Regions from separate parts of the Mus musculus genome. Here region 2 is linked to region 1. The links are chromatin contacts, found by Hi-C in ENCODE. All regions are on one chromosome and are shown on one strand. Each heading gives the region's core, a stretch centred on a gene start or an enhancer-like site at or near the end of the contact. The rest is flanking DNA. Distances are from core to core; before and after follow the strand shown.

The links. A loop is a pair of places that touch in the nucleus more often than their neighbours do.
Region 2: a loop to region 1 is called in a map of heart, with 1.9 times the contacts of the local background. The contact joins the enhancer-like site here to the promoter of Osr2 in region 1. A Hi-C loop is called at or near these places in 2 of 37 maps with a recorded cell type or tissue (T-helper 17 cell and heart).

Annotation. Positions count from the first base shown.
Region 1 is chr15:35,294,781-35,297,709 of GRCm38, forward strand. It overlaps Osr2 (odd-skipped related 2), which reads left to right and starts at 1,318. Exons shown (of 4, transcript NM_001368665.1): 1 at 1,318-1,687. Gm52178 (a long non-coding RNA gene) reads right to left here and starts at 1,254. Exons shown (of 3, transcript XR_003951500.1): 1 at 28-1,254.
Region 2 is chr15:36,078,221-36,081,248 of GRCm38, forward strand. It overlaps Rgs22 (regulator of G-protein signalling 22), which reads right to left. Exons shown (of 28, transcript NM_001195748.1): 14 at 2,597-2,698. Among named protein-coding and RNA genes, the nearest start is that of Rgs22, 61 kb to the right of the region's middle. Within about 2 kb of position 1,636, at least 1 of the 3 ENCODE cell types and tissues checked has a DNase peak (open chromatin) inside an H3K27ac peak, as active enhancers do; it is heart, where a contact is called at or near this core.

The DNA.
Region 1 (2,929 bases), core at 68-2,567:
GACAAAAATAAAACAAAAGGCTTTTACCTTAATGGGATCGTTTCCGTAGTGTCTGCCTGCCTTCCTGCTTGGTCTTTGACGATTCGGCTCGGCTCGTAGCTTTCTGCTTACACCTATCCATCTCCTCACATAGTTGAGGTTATTGTAATTGTCCTTTGAGGGGGCGACCGAAAAGCATCTTTTGGTGAAACACGTTTGAATTGTACAGTTCCTTTAAAAGATCTATGGTTCTGCAAGCACCAGCTAAAGTGTCCTCAAGTGGTTTGGGACGAGGGACAGTTTGCTTAGTTCTGTTCCGGCGGCGCGTTGCGTCTGAAAAGAAGTTGCTTCAAGTGGATCTTATCGTTCCCTGACATCCTTTTCCAGAGGGACTGTAATACCCTCTCATTTACACGCTCACAAAACTAAACCTTTAGGAGAACTAAGAAACCTAACAGTACATGTCAAATTCAATCAATTTTCCTGGCGGCTGAACAATGAACTCAATTTTTGCTGAGAATGAAGATAATGCACGTTTTGAGGCACTGGAATAGTTTTTTCCTAAAATTTAAAAAAGATTGTTCTTCACCCATTCCAGATGGGCAGGTTATTGTTTGCCAATGGATTGCAGATGCCCACTCCTTTGCCTAAGTTGGTTAACTGCTTATGAAATGTACATTAGCTGATTAAAGCTTAGATATTGAAAGAAATTTCTCCCGGAACATCCAGATGTCTCTGCACTAATTATGAAATTAGTCAATTGTCACCTTCATAAACAAACTTCGTTTTGAAAACAGGGAGGAAACCAGACTACACACATAGTCACAATTGACCAAAAGTATGGGCAGAACTGTTTTACATAGGAGGAAGGGCGGTATATGCTGGAAAACAAAATCTAAAACTGATAGCTTTGGCCCTTTGAAGCAGATGATCATATTAAAAGTGTTAAGATGTGTAAAATGACGCGACAGCTAACCGAGTAAAAGTACGAAATGCCCTTTGGACTTCTCTGCGGGCTTGGGGGAGCAAAGATCCAGTAGTCGGACTTCTATCGGTGTGAGGAAAGTGTCATCCAAAAAGAGGGGATGGGCGTTGTCTTTGTGTGAGGTTTGAATTGAGTCACCTTGGGCTCTGTGTCTGGGTTAACTGGGAAAACCTCAAGCAAACCTGCGCCTTTAAGACTCAGTTGCTATCCAAACACAAGTAAACAGAGTGGACCATTAGCGGGCGCCGGGCTTGGAGGCGGAGCCTGGGCGCTGCAGCCTTGCTCCTCTGCAGGACGCCCGCCGCGAGGGGAGGCGGGGCCGCTACTAAAGCCTTGGACTCCGGGCCAGGGGCAGCCTGGGGCGGGACGCGGGCTGGGACGGAGCTCAGCGCGCTCGCAGCCGGAGGGTGATGGCCCTGCAGGGCTGCGGGCTCCGACTTTACCCGCAGTCCGCGGTCAGAAACTGGCCCAGGCACCGGGATCTGGGCGAGCTCTGAGCACTCATCCCAACACGCTCGCTCTTTACACATCCCGCTTCCACGGACTGCCGAAGACCAATTACCGCTGTCGCTTTCGCTCCCCCAGATCATGTTCTCGGTTCCCGGGACAACGCGCCGAAAAAGAAGTTCTCCCAGTTTGGACCTCATGACCTTTCCAAGCTGTGCGTCCTGCTGTCCGGACCTAGTCTGAACCGCGCTGCCCAGGCAGACATCGGTTCTGGCGGTGAGTGTCCTTTCCAGGGCCAGGCTGTAGCCTTCCAAAGGAAGGGAGGGATGTGGGTGCTCAAGGGGCGCCCAGGTTCTCAGTCTGGAGCGCTACAAGTTCAGAAAATGAAAGGCAGCCGTGCGGACCCTAGTCCCGGGCCTCGTGTTCTGGCCTCCTCCGGTCCCTGCACGCGACTCCCAGCTAATACACTCAGTTGTACTTTTGTGCGCTGTCCCTTAGTTTGGTTTTGGTAGATTTACGCATTCGGCAAGATTTATAAAGGCCGATCATCGTACTTTGTGGCCAGATCCCATCACCCCGTGATATTGCTCCCCTGCTCTAGAAAGCGGGATCCACGCTTCCTCCTACTGCAGCTCCGGCACTCAGCACGGAAGGGCCGGGACACACGGTGCAATCAAGCCAGCGACTCCGAAGGCGCATTTCACAGGGGAATAGTCCAGTCATGGGTGATTATTTTTTCCAACCGTGTACTGGCCTCTTGCTTTTCCTCCTGCTCCGGTCTTCGCCCAGAGGCCAACAGGCAAGCTTCTCAGGAGCTGAGACGCTTGGGTTGTCGAGAAATAGCTCGGAATGGAGTCGCGGTTGTAGGAAGGAGGCAGGACAAGGTGTTTGTGGAGGCAGCAACGCTGGATCGGTCTCCCCACCTGTGAGCAGAGAACAAAAGAGTTCTGACTGCTTTCGAAGCGAAACTGGGTGCAGACAGCAACTTTCTCTGCTCCACAAATTCCAGTCTTGAACAGAACAAGAAAATGAAATGGAGAGGGAGGGAGCGGAGACAAACCCAGTTTATGCGGAGGGCGCCTTAATTTAATTAACTCTTCGGGAAGGCAGAGGCACGGGGAAGGGGCAGAAACTTCGTGCCCCCCCCCCACTTGACCAAATTCTCCTCCCCCACCATGATCGTAGATCTCTTTCTACTATAGCTCTCTGGCTTTTACACAGTTCTGCTGTGTTTGAACTGAAAATCAGCGAACATAACCATTCATCCATCTGTCATTTTACTCAGAAGCCCATACACAGGGTCTAGCAGATAACGCCGAACGATATTATTATTATTATTATTATTATTCAATGTAACATCACTATTACCAACGATTGGAGAGTCTTTATCAAATAATCAGGACCCCTGTGCTCTCCAGTGTTTTTAAAGTTTTACCAAACTGAAATTAATATGTACTTTGCTGACAGCCAGCGAAATTAAATTTTACAAATCGTCTAACATGCCTGAGAATTCCATTG
Region 2 (3,028 bases), core at 386-2,885, 780 kb after region 1:
TGTGCCCCTCCCAGTGTAGCAGATAGGCGTGAGTTTACTACAGATTATTCATTATGACTGGATATTGTATTTGTTTATATGCCTCTGTGGAAAAACATGTTTCCCCCACGTGTGTCTTGTCCTTGTGATTACACACTTTACTCGGGTGACTCTTCTTAACCCTCAGAGTATAAACTGTCTGATGCTCTAAATAAACTTGGTTATTGTATGAGACTTTAGTCTGCCTTCTCTACCATCTCCCCTTTCCTAGATTCCACCAACTCTAGACCAGTAAACATGCATGTATATTTATAAAAATATCTAATATGAATCTAACACATATGTTTGTAATTTTGCAGCTTTTATTGCCACATGAAGTTTCTTAGAAAGATTTAAGAGGCAGCTCATTGTTAGTCCTCTCACTAAAACAAGCATCCAGTGTGAAGAAAGGTGCAGAAGCTGGTCTCCAAACCTATCAGTGCTGTGTGGTCCCAGAGGCAGGGACTGTATCTATACAATGTCAATCGCACCATTGGTTTCTGACTGTTCACTATGTTCTCTTGAAGCCCTGTAGGGAAATCTTCAAGGTATGCCCTAGACACCAGTTCAAACTCTTGGGCTCATGAGTCATGCTAAATGCTTACTGTTAACTCACCTCTGTCTACTTTACTACCCTATACTATTACTTGGGAGAATAAAACTATGTATACAGGAAATCATGTAGGTCCTTTGGCATCAACTTCTAGTGTCTTGACTAATGCAAACACATAAAAATGATGTAAAACCAGGTCCATAGTACAGTTAGCATGGAGTGCCACATGAATAGATTCCCTTGGTGGCATTATTATTTCAAAGATCTATATCATAAGTAAATTTTTGAAAAAAAGCCATACAATACTTATATTGTTATTAAATGAGTGATTTTTATACTGTGAAATAAATCGATAATACCATGATATCATAGACAATTTCTCTACTAAGAGTAACAAAATCTTTGGGTAGTACAACTCAAACTAGTTGAGACAGTTTATTCTTTCTACCAAAAATAAAAACATAAAGTAACTCCCGGAGCTAGATTAAGACACATTCTAAAATCGCATGGATTTGCTCCTCCTGTTTCTCACCATTCATTCCTAAAGCAGAGTGTTCTACATGGATCTGCTGCTCCCATTCCTGCCTTGACTCCCCAGAAGCAGATCTTGGGAGAAAACTTCCAGGACTTGGCAATCCTCAAATAGACAACCCATTTCTAACTAACTGCAGTGATCCAGATGTCCAGTTTCTGAGCCATGCAGTTAGCTGAATGACAGCATTGCTAAAAAGTGGTGAGCTTACAAAGCCCAATAAACTCTCATTCATATGTATATGGAAATCTGGTTGATTATTAACACACACACACTCACTCACACACACACAAAATCCCACTTCACTGAGCAGCTGAAGATTTTTGGAGGAGTGTTCTTTGAGTAGTGAAAACATAATGAAAATGACAGATGGTAGGGACAGTAGGCTAGGGGAGGAGGGTAAACAGAGTTACAGGTAATGGGTTAACAAGCACAACTGTGTGGTCTCAGAAAACTAGAGATTCACTTCATGATTGCATAGAGACATCTGGGCTATGGAAGAGCCAGAGTCCTTATTCTCACGGCACAAAGTACCAAGCTGTCACTGAGTTACAAAGCAGTTACTCATGCTGGAGTGGAGAGTGGGGGGAACAGCCAGACACGCAGCAGTACACTCTGGTGTCCTGAGCAGGATTATAAAATAATAATGTGATGAAACTAATTCTCTGAGCAGCATCTGGGGGTAGGATCCTCTGTGATGGGTTATTTGGGGTTATAAGAATCACTGAGTGATCAACAGATAGAGAAGCAGTTCATAGTTGTCTAGTCTTGGAGACCTCTCTCCATAAAAGATCTATAAAAAACCTAAGAATAAAACCCCCAAAAGTCAGCTGGAGTCATAACTGTTCTCATCTCTACCGCCTGCCCCCTCCCTGAAAAGAGGCCCTGCTCTCTGTCCCTAACCGCAGAGGACCCTCTGTTCCTCCTCCTCTAGGTTGTTGTTCTTCTTCCTTCCCTATTTTGCTTCAGGGTGGTCTAAAATGCTTTCTCCTCCACCCTCTGAGTGCTGTCCCATATGGCATGTTAGCATGGAAGCCCAGGCACCTACGTGGGACCTGCGCTTGCACAGCGACCTGCCAGCAAGCAGCCTGGCACATCTGAAGGCAGACATCTTCAGGAAGCTCGGGGAGCCCTGGTCAGAACTAGGGCTCTTGCTCGCTGCAGTGGCTCACTGCAGCCACTCCCAGGGTTCTTCTCGATCCCTACAGGCAACCCCCAAAGGAGTGGGGAAAGAGATGGGGGCATTCTTTATTCGTAGAACAAGTCATTGACAGGAAAAGAAAAGAAAACAAACCAAATCAAATATTCAAAATGGAAAACTCACAAATCAGATTATAAATCAATATACTCTGCTAACATTTAAACAAAGGATTCCTGGGGCAATGATATGACGATGCCTTCCACCCCAGCTCCCTCTTGTCTGGGGCTGAACACAATTTCCATTTTCCAGTGCACTTACAGCTTTGCACAGAGCAGTGTTATCTGCTACTTACTTGGGCTTGCTTGCATACTTTGAAAGGTTGAAGTGTTTCTTGGTAGAACAGCTGATGATAAGCCTGGAGGTCAAACCAAAAGTACACACTGTGCTTCCACAGCTGCAGACGGACGGAGAAGGACAGAGATCACCACCCGGTTAGAGAGGCCCGCAGAGCTGTACCTCACTGGACAAAAGCGCTCATTTCCTTGCTGCTACCACAAATCAGCTCCAACTTAAGCTGCTCTCAACCTTTCATCACAAACTGGCAATGTACAATACTATTTACTGCTGTGGTCAATAGAATGTTGTAGTCTTACATGCGAGCATCCCATAGAGTTGATCATTAAAGTAGTAAATGCTTAAAAATAGTAATGGATACAAAAATTGCAAGGGTTCTAGTTGAAATGTAAAGAGCACACATTTGTGGCATGAAAGCAAATCTGAGGGC